Linked DNA regions of Mus musculus: region 2 is linked to region 1. The links are chromatin loops, found by intact Hi-C in ENCODE. Cell type or tissue: heart. All regions are shown on one strand. Each heading gives the region's core, and the rest is flanking DNA. Links, peaks and the distances in the headings are about the cores only. Region 1 has its middle 9.2 kb from the start of Smim38. Region 2 has its middle 36 kb from the start of Gm45181.

Region 1 (8,329 bases), core at 81-8,080:
GCCATCTGAGCCCCAAAACCACTCAGCCTGTCTCTGCCTAAGGCTAAGACCAACAGCACACCCTGCTATTCTAAATGTTTGACTCCAAACTCCTGGGTCAGGCCAGAAAAGCCAGCAGCCTCCAGACAGTCCCCTGCTCAGGTGCCAGGCCTGGCTCATCAGCTGAGGGCTGGGGCCTCAGTGGGTCTGCAGGGGCTGAGAAAGAGTCAGGAGAAGATACAAGCTGTCCCACCCCAGCCTATGTTCACACACACTTGCACATACCCATCTTCATTTACGTACATGTATACACACATGCAACCATATTCACACACATGCAGAACATGAAGACCTCACATGTGCATATGACCTAGCTAGCCTGACTGTCACACACTCCATTAGGAGTCAATAAAGAAGGCTCAAAATGGACACTGTTCTCAAAATAAGCATGTTAGCCTCATGTGCTTGCCTGAACACATAGCCTCCAAGACAGGGCACCTCAATGCCATATATTGAGGCTAGGAGATGGCTCAGTGGATAAAATGTTTGCTGTGCCAAACAAGGACCTGAAGTTCATCCCCAGTACCCATGTGAAAGTCAGGCACAGTGGCATATAACCACAACCCCAGGGATGGCTGGATACAGACAGAAAGATCCGTAGCATTCACTGAATCAGAGAACTCCAGGCCAGTGAAAGACCCTGTCTCAAAAAATGAGGTGGAGCCAGGAGTCATAGTGTGCACCTTCAATCCCAGCACTTGTGAGGCAGAGGCAGATGAATCTCTGTGAGTTCAAGGCCTGCCTGGTCTCTATAGTTAGCTGTAGCTACACAAAGTGGGACCCTGTCTCAAACAAAAGAAAATATTTAAAAAATAATAACCAAGTGAAGAGTGATTGAGGAAGATGCTCAAGTCAACCTTTGTCTACCACCTGCATACATACAGCACATATACATAGGCATATACACATATGCACACACAGCACATAGGCACAGGCATGCACACATAACACAGCCCACAGACACACTGCATGTACAGTCTATACAGACACATGCACACAAAGCATACACATGTGAATACAGGCTGTGCACACACATATACACACATGTGTACACACAAAGCCCATATTCTCAGTTCTCAGAACGCAGTCAGAAGCAGGAAATGGTCCCTGTGGTGGAGGTCCCTGGAGCCTCTGAGGTCTGTACCTCCTGTACCCCCCAGGGCTAGCTGGGGGAGCTGGAGGTCAGTGCTGGGTGGGCAAGATCCCCATCACCAGGTGTCTCTTTGGAAGATGTGCTGTCTGGGTACTAGAGAAGCAGAGATGCAGGGGTCTGAGCAAGCAGGTAGTGGGACAATGGGGAAAAGCTCTATCCCTCTGAGCCCTCACCTGTGGTAGCCACCCTGCTTTCTAGCCAGCCTCTCCCAGAACAGGCTTCTGATAGCTGGCACTTCTAGAGTTATCCAAAAGCCAAAGGTTTCCAGCTCTGATCCCCTCCTCTCCCTCTAGAACAGAAGCCTGTATGCAGGCTAGTCATAGGGACAGTCCTTGGTCACCACTAAGACCCAGCCACACCAGGTCCTGTCTCTAATGGGCCATTCTCTTCTTAACTAGCCACTTGGTGAGGTGATTTTTGTATTGGGTTTTGTTTGAAACAAGGTCTAATATAGCCCCGGCCAGCTTCAAACTATGTAGCTGAAGATGGCCTTGAATTCCTGACCCTTCTAACTCTACTTCCTGAATATTGGGATTGCAGGCGGGAACCACCATTCCAGTTTATGCTGTTCTAGAGTCTGAACCCTAGGTCTTTGTGAATGCTATGCAGGCACTCCACAAACTGAGTTCTGTCTTGAGCCCATAGTGGGCCTGATTTCAGTTGAGCAGGTCTCCAAGTCTCTGGGTCCAGCTCCAGGGTATCTCACTACTTAGTCCCTTGCTCTAGATCCAACCAATCAACAGCAGTGCAGAGAGCGCGAAACATCAAATCTGAATGCCGGTAGACTCGTGCCTGGTGCTGCCAGGTGGGGAACTCCAAATTCATGTATTTGCACTCTAGATATTTATTGAACAGCCACAGTGTACCGTCCACCACACACAAGAATTCTTAAGCATCCTAAGTGCTCCTGGAGGTATGACACATGCACCCAGCACTTTGAGCAGCCTTATTAGATTAGATATTGTCGATGGTCACTCTCTGAGGCTCCCTTTTATCCTCTTCTGGGAACATGAGAAAGGAGACAGGAAAGGTGATGAACCTTTGATGGGAAGGTGTCAAGCAGGCAGGAGGGCCAGGGAGCCTCAGCCGTACACTGAAACAAAGCCCTTCTCTCTGAAGCTCCTTGTATCAGGCATTTTGTCTGAAAAAAATGTGACCAATACCAGAATGAATGAGACAGAAACCACAGCCACAGCCACACAGACGGGGCATGAATGTCTATGATGCCATGCTCACAGCTACTCATCTGGACACAACGAGAAGATAAGAAATCAAGTTCCGGTCTATTCCTATTCTGACAGCCTGGCACCAGCCATGGGGCTCATGTGATATTGAGCAATAGGCAAGCCACAGGCACCCAGGCTGCAGGCATAGCCAGCCAACAATTGGTGGACAGTGACAAGAGCCAAGCACAAGGATACTGCCGCAGATAGTGATAGAATGTTATAGAACAGGTAAAGCCACAGGGACAGAACACAGGCCATGCTGTGGGGGCAGAGTTTGGAAGCAAAGAGGCAGAGTGAAGGGGCTCTGGCAACAAGCTGCCCTGGGTTAATAGCAGCTGAGCCACTGAAATCTGTATAAAATAGCATCAAACGGAGAAAACAAATCCTAAATGTCACCTTTCCTTTATGATAACTATTGCTTGGAATTTCTATACCCCAAAGCCACACCCTTGCACTGACTTGAGGATAGGGGTCAGAAAGAGCCCTGTCCAGTCTTTGAACTTGGGCTAAGTGGTGAGCTGTAGCCTCAAGGTCATGTCCCTGGCCAGTCTTGCCCTTGCTGCTATGGAAGAGGAAGTTGAGGCCCAGAAAATCCTGTCACCCAGTGTCACCTAGCAAGTCTGAGGTGTCAAGATGTCCAGCCTGGACTATTTCTGTATCTCCTCCCAAGCTCCTAAGGTTGTCTCCAGGGACACTTCCCCTTTCGCCTGTGTTTAGGACAAAAAGAAAAATTGGGGACTTTGCTCACAGAGAGGGACGGAAAGGCCAGAGCTCTTACTGACCTGTCCTCAGAATGTTCCCAGACTCCTCTAGGCTATGGTCACCAAGAAAACCTAAACCTGCCCACAAAGTCAAACGCCTCTCCTAGGGATCCCTCCAGGCCCACTGGTGAGGAACAGGCTGGGGCTCCACAGTTCTCTGTGGGGAACTCGAAGCAGGGAAAGCCAGAGAGAGAGGCCTGGGGTCTGCAGGGGCCCCAAAGAGGGGTGCTGCTCCCCCACTGGAGAAGCCCAAGTACTTGCAAGAAGGACTGCAGATGACACTTAGGGGGTCATGGAGTACCTCCACTCCTGCTGAAGAGCCCTCATACTCCACACTGATTCTGCCTGACAGATCTGCCATACAGAAAAACAAGAGCTCAGAGCTTTCTGGAAATGTGGACTGTCCTAGGGACCACAGGCCCCATCTAGAGGCAGAAATGTGGGGCTCCAGCAGGGAGGAAAGCAGCTCCCTTCCCCAGCAACTCCACCCACCCACTACCCCACCCACCCACTAACCTCCCTGCTGTTGGGCCTTAGTTTCCTCCTCCTGAATGGAGGGTCACCATCATGTCTGTACCCACCCTTTGCTGGTGGCTGTGTGTGGACGACACACAGGAAGCTCTAGGAGAAATGCCTGGGTGCCTTCCTCAGCAGGGTTGCATGTGTTCCTGGAAACATGTGGCAGCCCCCACCTGTGTGGCCCTAGGATGGCAAGACAAGTGATCTATGCAGAGACCCTGTGACCCATAGAAATGTCCCTGCTTGGGAACCTTTCCAGCCACACACATCTACACGGGACAGCCCCGAGCCCTGATGGTTGCTGGCTCCCCACAGTGGCCTGTCAGAAGCAACAAAGACAGACAGACCTGCAGGGAAAGACCTCTGGGTGTCAGAGTAGGAACAGCCCCCCTGGCAGTCTGCTTAGGACGACTGAAGTGCTGAGCAGACCCTGAGGACAAAAACCAAAAGAGGTGGACCTTCAAATGAAGGAGTCCTGGAGGGTGACAGCCACTCAGACCCACCACACTGGTGCAGGGAGGGCTCAGCTCTTTTGAGACATCAATAGAAAACTACAGAAGACACGAACAGCCAGGGGGGTTGTTTTTTGTTTTCTTTTACAATGTCCCTGCCCCCTCTCTGGGGCTGGTGCTATGATGCTACAGTCAGCAAGGGCTGATGGAGATAGCTATATGGAGACAGAGATAATGGGTGACAGGCAGAGACAAGGAACTCTAAGTCCCTGACCATTCCCTCCCCAAAGCCCTGCTCGGAGCTACATTCTAAGGGACACAGGAACAAGGGGCATTTCTCCCCCAGATCCTCATGGCAGTCTCTAAAGCAGAAACCAGAGTTGACATATCTAACAGATATGGAAGAGGCTGACAAAGGTGTGACTCCTCTAGATCACTTGGCCAGGAGACAGTAGAGCAGGAGCAAAAACCGAGAATATTTGTTTTGGTTTTTTGTTTGCTTACACTGGGTCTTGCTCTGAAGCCCAGGCTAGCCCAAGCTCACTCTGTAGCCCATGACAACCCTCCTACATCAATGACCAAGTGCTGAGAATATAGACAAGAGCTTCTTCTATAGAGCTCCCATCAGAACTGAGGCTCTGACTCAGGCTTACCTCTCGCCCACACCCTCTCAACACATGCATACCGCTGAGGTCCTTTGACTGAGGACAGAACCCCTTCATGTCACTGCCTGGCACGGGGCTGACAACAGGGTGAGGTAAGTTTCACCCACCTCCTAGACAGACCGTCCTGAGAAACATGTTTTTAATCCCATACACATAAGGAAGAGGCATACATATCTCTGAATTAGAGGCCAGCCTGGCCTATACATAGCAAGTTTCAGGACATCCACAACCCAGTCAAAAACAAACAAACAATAATAAATGTTGAGCACCACAGCCATCTTAGACAAGTGTCAAGCTATCTGTCCACTTTGGCTGACACCACAGGACAGCACCTCAACCCAAGTGTCTTGAACCTTGTGGGCCAGAAGTCCAACCTCAAGGTGTGAACTGGGCCGTTCTCTCAGAAGGCTCTGGAGACTGCCCTTCCTGCCTGCTCCAGGGTCTGAGAGCTCTAGGATTTCTTGGTCACATCACTATGACATCAAGGGTTTTTTTCCCCACAGTTTCGTGTTTCTGACTGTGGCATTCTTCTAAGGGACAGAGCCATTGGATCATGGCCCACCCTACTGCATGGTGTCCTCTCTGTGACTAATTACATCAACCAGGTCATTTTTTCCAAGTATATGGAGTTTGGGAGTGGGTGTGAATTTTACAGGGACATCACTGAATCCTGTGTAAATGTGTGAATGGGTCTGCAGACTAGCAGCCTTGTATTAGTATACAGTAATGATACACGATGGCCCTCTTTGTGACGTTTTCATATTCTCGTGTGTGTGTGTGTGTGTGTGTGTGTGTGTGTGTTCATAACTAGTTCCTTTCTACTTTTGTCTCTGTGTGTATGACCCAAAGAGCCCGTTAAGGTTGCTTATGGGAGCACAAATGGGGTTGTTTGAAAAAGCCTGGACCGCCTTGCCAGAAGCCAAACCATTGAAGAAAACGTCCCTCACCCTATCAACACCCCCACGGATGGGTGCAGCCTCAGGGCACCACACTTTTGAGACATGATTGTAATCTTCTGATCCTCCTGCCTCCACTTTCCCAGTGCTAGAGTGGCAGATATGCACCCTCATGCCCAGCCCATGCAGTCTGGGGACAGAACCCCAGGGTTTTGTGCATGAGGCACAAGCACTCTCCAACCTAGCTACATATTTTAAGATCTTCTGATTTAAAAAAAGAAAAAAGAAAAAAGAAAACACTATCATGTCCCCCTAAATGATCCCAGGTGCTGTGTGCACTAGAAATGCCACCGAGTGTGTGCCTGGCATCATCTCCAGGCACCCAGAAGGTACTGACCCTACCCTCTGTGCCCAGAGCCACCGTCTCAGACCCAGGAGGGCTGGCAGCTGTGCTTTCTGTTGTCTGTGATTATTTTCTTCTCCCTTAACCCTGAGCCCAGCGGGTAATACCCTTGGCTGTAATCTGTCCCGTCTCTGGGCACCTTCCCACAGGCCGCCCTGCACAAACAGACTGGCTCCAGCCACCATCCGCCTGATTCCAGAATCCCAATATGAAGGTTTGGCTGTGGACACCCCTGGCATTTTTCACATAGCCATCCAGTTACCAGGCACCTTGACACGTGGGCCTGGTTCCACCACCACTTGGCAGGACCACAGGACTGTTGGAGCGATGGATGCTGCCCCTCAGCACGCCCCACCCACCTTGCTGCTGGCGGCCAGACTTGTTGTGCCAACCCCAGGACCACAGGCAGCTGGCACCCAGCAAATGCCAGGCCCACAGGCTAAGACCCAGAGTGAGCTCGTCCCAACATCCCAATGACCAGGGCAGGCTTCCTGCTTCGCCTCTAAGAAACTACACAGACCTCTCTGTGTCTCCTCCCCTGCTCCTCTCCAGGGCCTCACAAAGGGCAGTTCAGTGTGGTTCTCCCACGCACCCCTTGTTACCTCCCTCAGCCTCACAGCAAAGAAGTCACTTCAAGACCAGATGCAGAGCTGGAGGAGTGGCCCAATAGGTATAGTGGTTAGGACACGCACAGTCTGATCCCCCATGTCCCCCCAAAACAGGTGTGGTGACCCATGCCTGGGATTCCAGTACTGGGTTGAGTGGAGGCAGGAGGATCTGAAGTTCAAGGTCATCCTCAGCTCATGTCAGGTTCGAGGCTAGCCTGAGCTACATACAAATGATGATGGTGGTGGTGATGATGGCTAGAGAGTGAATTCATTGGTTAAGGGTACAGATTGCAATTCTAGAAGACCCAAGTTTGTTGGGTTTTGTTTGTTTGGTTTGGTTTGGTTTGGTTTGGTTTGGTTTGGTTTGGTTTGGTTTGGTTTGGTTTGGTTTGGTTGGTTTGGTTGTTTTTCAAGACAGGGTTTCTCTGTGTAGCCCTGGCTGTCTTGGAACTCACTCTGTAGACCAGGTTGGCCTTGAACCCAGAGATTCCCCTGCCTCTGCCTCCCAAGTGCTAGAATTAAAGGAGTGTGCCACAACTGCCTGTCCTGAAGCTGTTAAATACAACTTCAGCACCATGATCAATATGCAGAGTTCAACAGGCAGAGTCTTTTTATGACAATCTGATGGTGATGAATTGGAATGCACAATTCAGGGTCTGAGTGTCAGTCACATGCAGACATAGTTAATGTCCACTTTACCTCCTTCCTCTGGCCTCTTTAAGGGGCCAACTCAAAACTTCAGCATCCTCTTAAGTAGTTTACCTTTAAGATTTCTTTTTAATTAGTTAGTTGGTTGTTAATTAGTTTTGTTTTGAGACAGGCAGGGTCTCTATGTATCCCTGGGCTGACATCTCCTTATGCAGATCAGGCTGGCCTCTAACTCACAGAGATCTATGTGACTCTACCCAATGGATGCTGGGATTAAAGGCTTGGGCCTCCAACACTTGACTTTTTTTTTCCTTTAAATTATCTACATGTGTCTGTGTGAAGTTGTGCACATGAGTGCAGGTGTTTGCAGAGGCCAGAAGAGGGCAGTAGATCTACTGGAGTTGGAGTTCCGCTGTGAGCCACCAGATATGCAGGGAACTGAACTCTGGTCCTGTGCAAGAGTGGCCGTGCAATACAGTCTCTTAACCACCGCTGAGCCACTCTTCAGCCCCCGGTGTCTATATGATGTTTCTATGGGATAGATCTGCTCAAGAGCAATGAAGGCCCTCTTGGAGGGTGCAGGCAACCTAAAGGCCTAGGCTGCTAGAGCCAGTCCAGTGCCTTCTGTTACCTACACTGGTTTGTCCCTTCCCAGAATTCCTGCAAGAGTCACCACACTAAGATGATCACATTGAGTCACAGCAAGGCTCTCACAGGGCACTGACCCAGGTTCAGTGTCTGCCAGATGTGCTGACTGACCCCCCCCAAAAACTGTAGATGGCATGGACCACCCCCCCAACCCTGACCAGAGAGATGAGATAACCTGCCCCAATACAACAGCATCAACACCTCCCTTCCTCTGCATAAGATAAGGCCCCACAGAGGATACCCTTCACTCCAGTACTCTGTGTTCCTCCCTGATGTTTCCAGATGTATCTTGGCTCCTAGGATCCATGGCA
Region 2 (8,329 bases), core at 153-8,152, 87 kb before region 1:
TGACAGTGCCTCCATGAAGTAACAGTGGTGACTATTACTGAGGAGTCTCTTAAGATCAGAATTCCTTGTGTCCTCAGTCCTTCCTGACCCCTCCCAGGGCCTCAGGGTCCTGTCCATGGAGACAGGCATCAGCAATCGAAAACCAATACGGAAGCCAGGAGCACCCAGGTGCCAAGAATGGCACCTGCAGCCTTAGGAGCTTAAGCCTGTATACAGCTGGTGTCCAATAGATGTGTGCTGGAGGGAAGGAATGTTCCAGGTGTCTAGGTGCTCCCAGCCAAGGCACGAGTGTCAGCAAACTCACGACAAGTGGACCCTGGAGGGCTAGGGACCCTGTGACCACCCATTTGCTTCTTTGAGGAAATGGGTGCTTTCTCATGGAGAGTGGAGCTTGCTTTTGGTTACACGGACTTCAAGTAAGCCAGGACCTCCACCCCAACTCTATATCACCCCAGAACGAAGAACCCCAAAAGTAACACCAGGCTAAGTTCAGGGGGCTAAAAGTATGTGTTTCTCCAGTTCATTCACTCCATAGCCAGACATTACCCAGAGGCCAGTCAGGTACCCACACACCCACTCTGTGAATGGGAACTCTAGGTCACTGCTTTTCAGGGCCCTTGAAAGTCCCACCAGACATCAATCTGACTATGTCTACATAAGCACCATACTCTAAAGAGCCATAGAACTTCAACTCCAAACCCAACTTCTTCCCACAGCTGTGTGACTGGGTGTCCACCAGTCACTTAATCTCTCTGGGTTTCAGGTTCCTGTTCTGCAGGGAAGGTGGTGATGAGATGAACTAGTACAGATTTAGCAAGCCGCATCTGCGAGGCGTGGGCCCTGCAGGTGAGTGCTGCAGGTGGACCCCAGGCAGGGTCTCCAGACTCACCTGCAGCTTCTAAGGCCCTGCCCTCCCCCTGCCCAGCCTCCAGCACAAGAGCGTGGGAACTTCCTAGTGCTGTGTTTGTCTTGGGCGGCTGGGGAGGGGCTGCACCCTCTGTCAGCTCCAGTGTGCTCCTGCCAGGTCACCCAGCGTGAAAGGGAGGGATTGTTCCCGTGACCTTTGCTTTTCTAGTCAAAGGTTCTAGGGCCTGAGACAGAGCAGGCCCTTCTTCCCAAAGGCCAGGCAGCCATGGCCATCCTCCCCACCCCCAGCCCCCAGCACCAAAGAAGTTACAGGTCACCTGTGCCAATCCTGTCCCTACCTCTAGAGTCAGCAAGTGGCTGGGGCCCCTTCCTTCTCATGGAATACTGGTATTCCATGCCATGTTCAGCTGCCATTAGGCTCCAATCACACTCCTACCTGTACAACCCCCTGGGAAGGTGCCTGGAGGTGGGCCTCTGTTCTCTACCCATTTGGAGACACTGTCAGTTTTTTCTAACTTAGTCTTAATCTCTCTAGTCACGAGGCTGGCAGCCTCTGAACCGTCCAGAAAAAAAAAAAAAAAAAAAAACATTCATGCAAGCAGTCTTGCACAGCCAAGAGTTAAGGGTCATTAAGGTCATGGAGGCTCTGTTTCCGATATTCCAAAAGGTGCCGGTCGCTAATGAATGTTGTTCTTTCCTTCTTGGGCATGAACAAAGCTGGTTCAGCTCACAGCAGAAAGGCTGCAGGTCAGGGTTCCCAGGGTATGGAATGTCAGCCCCAGGCAGCAATGACAGTCACCCAGAAACTAAAAATAGCCCAAAGTTGCTGCAGAAAGGGAGGTGAGGCACGGCCACCACTCACGCCTAGCCCCTTTCGGCTTTTGTTTTCCTGTTCAAGGACAAAAGAAAATGAACTCAAGAAGGTCAGACCAGAAGAGTAACACCAAGGTGAAGGCCACGGCAGGCTCCCCTCGTCCACCTTAGGATCTAATCTGACCACCCAGAAGTCCCACTGTTGGTAGCATTTGGTGTCTGGCCTCTGTGCTAAGTGAGCTCCTATTCATTCTCACTGATTTCCAGAGGCTGGCCATGCAGCACGACAGAGCTGACTTGTCCGGCTGGCACCCACAGGCTACATGGAGATTCAAGCACTTGAAATGGAGCTTGGGGCCCGAAAAGGCTGCTCAGTAGGTAAAATGTGCTCCAGGCAACCAATGAGAACTTGAATCCCTAGCACCCACATAAACTGTGAGGTGCCTCCTGGGTCACTGGTGGTGCACACCTTTAATCCCAGCACTTGGGAGGCAGAGGCAGGTGAATCTCTGTGAGTTCCAGGACAGCTAGGGCTACATAAAGAGAAACCCTGTCTTAAGAAAAATAATGCTGGGTGCAGCAGCAGCATACATCAGTAATTCCAGGGCTAGGGGAGTTGAGGCAGGAGGATCCCTGGAGTTGGATAGCCAGCCAGTCTAGTCTACTGATAAACTCCAGGTTCAGAAAGACCATGCCTCAAAATAGATGGAGAGAGGTGGAAGAAGACATGTAAATTGACCTGTGACTCCACATGTGTATGTCTGCCTGTGTATGTATGTATACACACACACACACACACACACACACACACACACACACACACACACACACACACACACACACAAGGGGCTAGAGATTGTTGTCTATAACTGAATGTCTTTAAACCCTAAGGAAAGAGAATGGTAGTTGATTAGTAATGTCTTTCAGGGTTAGAGGATAGGAAAGTGAGGCCTGAATGTGGTGTTACTGAAAGACTAGGGGGATCCATTCAGATCTAATGGTTCTGGGGCCTGCAGCATATTAGCATTCAGGAGGAAAAGTATCAGTGAGGTTCAGTGTCATGGTCATGTCCTTCAGTCTCCTGGACTTTACTCAACAGCCAGAGAAAGCCTTCCGCAATGTGATGCCAGCCATTCTCTGGCAGAAACGCTGAACCTATTTCCCACCATGGCCGGTAAGAGACCCTTTCCCAGGCCATGCCTTTCTGGTTTCCCTGCTGTCTTTGTGTCCAAGTCCACACCAGCACAGACCCCAGCAAGGTTGGATGACTTCCTTTGTTCCACAGTGCAGAAAGCCAACGCCGATGGCCATTCCTCAGCCATCTTGGCACTTCCCCACATGACTCCAGGAACTCCTGTGTACATTTTCTCATTATAGCCCACATGGAAAAGCAGGTACTGTGATTGGCCCATTTTCCACATGAAGACACTAAAGTTCAAAGAGGGGCAAGGTTTGTCAAAGGATAGAAGAAGGAAATAGCAAGATGGGTAGGCATTATGCCCAGACTTTGCTCTCTCTAGCACAGTGACTTTACTGAAAGCAGGGCTATGTCTCAGGACAGCAAGCTCAGGACCTTTCCCAGTACTGCTTCAGTAAAGACTAGATGATTGACAGATGGGAGGGTGGGCATAACGATGAACAGGTAGTTGTGGATGGGTGGATGAGTACACAGAAGAATGAGTGGGTGGGTGGGTGGGTGGGTAAGTAGGTACATGAATGGGTGGGTGGGTAGGTACATGGGTGAGTGGGTGGGCAGGTGGGTAGATGGGTGGGTGATTGGGTAGGTGGGTGGGTGGATAGAAGGATGAGTGAACAAGTAGAGGTATGGGTGAATGAGTAGGGAAAGAACTGATGAATGAATGGGTGGTGGACAGTGTATGAATGGATGAAAGGGTGTGTGCATGCATGAATGAACAAGCAAGGAAACACGGTAAGAAGTGAGGCAGAAGGCCGTGGATAGGGAAGTGGGTGAGATAACCATCCACCTGTCTCATAACCATTTTCCAAGCATATCAGAAAATCAGGTCATGCAAAAAAATATTCTTTGAGGTTTTTGTTTTCAAAGAGATAAAGCCTTTGGCAAACCATTTCAAGGAAGCCCGGGGCAGTGGGAGGGCTGGCTTCCTCCCTCCCTCCCCTCCTCCTCTTCTGCTGGGTCGATGCACAGCTCCTCCCTGAGGCAGATTTCCCATGGGAAGGCAGAGCAAGTTCTGAATGGGACTCTCTCAGGCCAAAGAGTAAACACCCTGCTCATAGCCCGTGGCTGGTTCCTAAACTGCTCAGCACATAACAGAAGCCAGCTTACCTGGGAGAGGCAGGAGGAGCAAGGGGTTGGGGACCACTTCAGCAGACACTGAGAGAAGCAAAGGGAGGCAGCGGGGTTGGGGGAAGTAGGGGGAGGCTGATATGCCCAGGACAGGAGCAGCTGCCTCTAGGGTGGGAGGACATAATGTATCCTTGCTGAGGGTCTTCTCCCAGTCCTAGAGGCCTCTGCAAAGTCCTCCTCCCCTTCTCTGTGAGCCTTGGTTGAACCTGTGTGATGTATACAGAGTGTTTCTACTATTCATGATAAAATAAAAAAGACATCCAGAGAGGGGCAGCAATAGGTCCATCACCTGTGGTCATTGTCAGAACTGGGATAGGATTTTGGGCTGGCTCCAGAGTGCAGGGGGTGGGCAGACAGCACGCGCCACTCTCCCTCCCTTTCCCACACTCCCCCTCCACATCCTTCCTCTATCCTTCCTTTGCCCCTCCCACTTAGCTTTCTTCCTCCTTCCTTTCTTCCTCCTCCCTTGCCTCTCTCTTCTCTCCCCTCCCTCCCTTCCATTTTATTTATCTTGTTGTTCACACACTACACACCCTTCTAGTACCCCATGGATATCAGGAAAGAGACCAAACAGGGGTGAACCCCAGTTGTCATGGTCCTTACAAGGTGGGTAAGACAAGGACCTGTCCTACTGCCCTGTCCTATGGAGTAAAGACCCCAAGTGTGGAACCATTGTTCAGAACTTGGGGTTTGGGTACTTCCTGGCCTGAATTTGGGCTCTGAATCTCCTATACTCCATTGAGCCTCTGGGGTCATGGAGGGCATCATAACTTGGCGCTGGCTTTGCTGGGCACATAGATACCCCACAGAAAGCTAAGGGACACTTGCAGTTGCTGAGGAGGGGAACAAACCCAGAGCCATCAGACTCAGAGGTCCTGGGGACCTGGGAAAGGTCAGAGCAGAGCATTCAGTGCTGGACACCTACAGCAGCAGTTACAGACTTCTCTGTGTGACCTGGGACAGGCACCGCCTGTAAAGCGTGGGCGGGACAGGAGAGACAGTTTGTTGGTGCCACTTGGAGTTGCTTACAAGCTGTCCACACAGTGGCCACTCACAGCGGCCACTCACGGCTGCATGAGACTGTGTCCTTCCTGAGGGGCCACCTGCTGACAGGCAACAGGCAGAAATTGTACCTGGCTTCCTGGCTACCAGAGGCTTCCGGACTTGCACGTCCAACCAGATGTCACCTCGGAGGTGAGGTGTTGGGCTCAAGTCCTGTCATGACTCCTTCTCCTGGAACAAGGCTGCCAAGAGCCACACCACTATTACATAAGCCACTTACCTGTCACCGCTGGCCACCCCGGGGTTGCCATGTAAATAGAGCCCTGTATTTGCCCACTGTGGGAAAGGGGCGGCAGCTGATGGGCGGGGAGAGATGAGCTCAGAGGCCTCAAGATCTGGTTTCTCTTCCCCTGGAAGGGCACACACATCCTGTACCAACTGGTGGATGGAGTGCCCCAGGGGGTAGAGGGTAGCTATGTCCTGGCAGCCTGGGCCTGGCCTAGGGGTGCAGCTCAGCTGCACTTGCCAACCCTGGCTACAGCACAGATTTCTTACAGGCCATGGAAGGCTGTCTGGAGCAGGATCTATTGGCCACTGAGGCTGCCCTACTGTTGGGGCACCAGAGGGATGTGTGGTCTCTTGCAAAGCCAAGAGTCACAGCTAGAGGGCAAGTGGACAAGCCCTGACTCAGGCCTCCTTGCAACAGTCCATCCCTTAGGGCATCATGTTCATTAAGAACCCATCTCTAGGGGCTGGTGAGATGGCTCAGCAAGTAAGAGCACCCGACTGCTCTTCTGAAGGTCCTGAGTTCAAATCCCAGCAACCACATGGTGGCTCACAACCATCCCTAACGAGATCTGACTCCCTCTTCTGGTGTGTCTGAAGACAGCTACAGTGTACTTACATATAATAAATTAAAAAAAAAAAAAAAGAACCCATCTCTGGGGCTAGAGAGATGGCTCAATGGTTAGGAACACAGGCTGATCTTCCAGAGGTCCTGAGTTCGATTCCCAGCACCCAAATGGTGACTCACAGTTATCCTGACTCCAGTTCCGGGGGAGTTGATGCCCTCTTCTGGACTCTATAAGTGTTATGTATCCATGTGGTCAACATATGGACATGTAAGCAAAATATTCATACATGTAAAATAAATCTTTTTTTTTAAGAACCAGGTCATTCTACCTTTGGTGGTTATTTCCAATAGCCAGGTTTCCCTTTTATCACCCAGTGTCTCCATCTCCAAAATGAGGTGGCAAACACAACCCAAACAACATCACTCAGCTCCATGCCCAATAAGCAGTTTCTAGTAAAGGGCCCTTCCCACAGATACCCGGATGTGTGCTTGAGTGTGCATGCGGGTGGATGGACAGATGGAACAATTGAGAGAAGGATGTGGGGCTCCTGCTGAGCTTGGAAACCTGCTCAGCGTGTGTGCCTCTTAGCGTGGGCGCCTGCTCAGCATGGGCTCCTGCTAGGCACTGGCATCTGCTTAGCATGGGCAGTGTCATCATTGCTTCAAAGAGCAGGTTCTAGATCCTTCAGGACATTACTAGAATGAGAGAAGTGAGATTGGTTCCAGGATAAAAATCTTTGATAGAACCCCTATGATAACCATCTAAGGGCAGAGAACAAACGACGTTCTTTAAACTAAGATGAGCCCCTGGGCCCTTCATCTGGAACATATTATGGGATTGGAATTCCCTGGAACCTTCTTTGAGAAACCCAGCCCATCTCCGGAACTCTGAAGTGCCCTTTGCCTATTCTACAACCCAGTCCATCACAAAGATGAGAACAGAGAGGAGTGCACCAAGGAGCAGCTTTGGTTCCCAACTCAGTGATGGATGGATGGAGGGCCCCCTCACTGCCTGTTCCTGCTTCCCAGAGCCCATGTGGTACCAAAGCCCACAATGCCATTTTTTAAGACTTGTAGAGATCAAATAGTACCTGTCCTACCCTGGAGTCAGCCTAAGGCTTACTCCCTGGGCAGAAAGCTTGCCCTATGGTGGTGTTCTGGTAGGAATACTGAATTCTTTGCTTCTAGACCTCTGCTCTCCCTCCTCTATACCAGTCCTGCAGCAAGACCCCAAGAACCCCAGAGGCCTGTACTCCCAGGTGGAGCACACTCAAGAGCCTCAATGTGACTGAATAGACTATAACAAGCCTGCCCAGGGGGCGGGGTATACCTCCTCCCACCCTGCCTCCTGATCTTCACTCACAAGAATCTTTCAGTCTGTTCCCAAAGCTCCCTGGATCATCCTAAAAACCTCTTCTATTGACTCGTGCTGCCTCTCCCTCTCTTTCCCCTCTGCTCAGTGTTTTCTTCATCCTCAGCCCAACTGAGGCCTCTGGGTTGGGGCCAGCTCCTACCAATCCCTGACTCTCCTCTCACTATGCCCCTACCCAACTCTCTCTGCGTGCTCTGGGCTCCCTAGGCTGGGCAACCTTGATCTGACTGCCCACTGGGGCACACATATTCCTATCCTCCTGTCTGATTTAGCCAGCTTAGGCTGAGCACCATCCTCACCCCATGCTACACACACACAAAGTCACTGTGGTAGTCAGGGTAGGAGGCTTAGAAAGAGTATACAGGGAGGAAGTAACAGGCTTCTATTAGCAGGCTATGATGAACCAAGGTGGCAGACAGCAGACACAGAGATACTGCTGAGCAGAGTCTGAGCTATTAACAAGTTGTGGACAGGGCAACTTCCCGTCTTAGGATACAATGGTCCCTCCATTGGCTTATCCTAAGATGGAACTAAAAATATTCAAGAGAAAAACATGCATCCAAGGTCTGCCTCAGTAGGCACAAGTGTTTGCTCTGTATGAATGGGGACCTGAGTTGAAATCACTAGTACTCACAGAAAGCTCAGGCACAGCTGTAACCCCAGCATTGAATGAGCAGGGGTAAGGAATGAAGCATCCTACATCCCAACACCAAGAGAAGTCCAGGTTCAAGGCAAAAATTGCTGCTTCTGTAAGTGAATGGGCTAATAAATGTGTACAAAGCTGGAAGTGCAAGCCAGCCTTTCTCAGGCACTGAGCACATGCATCAAACTCTCAGACCCCAGAAATACTCAGGTACTGTGAGTTGATTAAAGGGAAGGTGTGAGAAGGCTAACACATCAAACCTGGGGTTTGGAGTTCAATCCCCAGATTCAGATTCCTTTAAAGATGGCAGGGCAGAATCAGCCCCACAGAGTTGGCCTCTGACCTCTACACGTGCACCATGGTACCTGTTAAGTCTCAAACCTTAAGTGGCAGCCAGGTTGTCCCAGCATCCCTCAGCCCCAGAGGATACAGGGCCCTCCTGGCTGGCATACC

Evidence for each region. Hi-C counts contacts between places; a loop is a spot of excess contacts. Peaks named below come from ENCODE experiments on the same cell type or tissue, not always from the same donor. Only the 100,000 strongest peaks of a DNase experiment are listed, where the experiment ranks them.
Region 2: a loop joins it to region 1, with 1.9 times the contacts of the local background. A loop is called at or near these places in 2 of 42 quality-filtered maps.

Annotation. Positions count from the first base shown.
Region 1 is chr7:145,213,195-145,221,523 of GRCm38, forward strand. It overlaps a transcript of Tpcn2 not described here. Among named protein-coding and RNA genes, the nearest start is that of Smim38, 9.2 kb to the left of the region's middle. In heart, for the core only: CTCF peaks have their summits at 3,604 and 7,752 (motif pointing right); a DNase peak (open chromatin) is centred at 2,517; H3K27ac peaks cover 5,134 bases.
Region 2 is chr7:145,126,301-145,134,629 of GRCm38, forward strand. No RefSeq gene overlaps it. Among named protein-coding and RNA genes, the nearest start is that of Gm45181, 36 kb to the right of the region's middle. In heart, for the core only: a CTCF peak has its summit at 5,655; DNase peaks (open chromatin) are centred at 3,891 and 5,351; H3K27ac peaks cover 3,861 bases.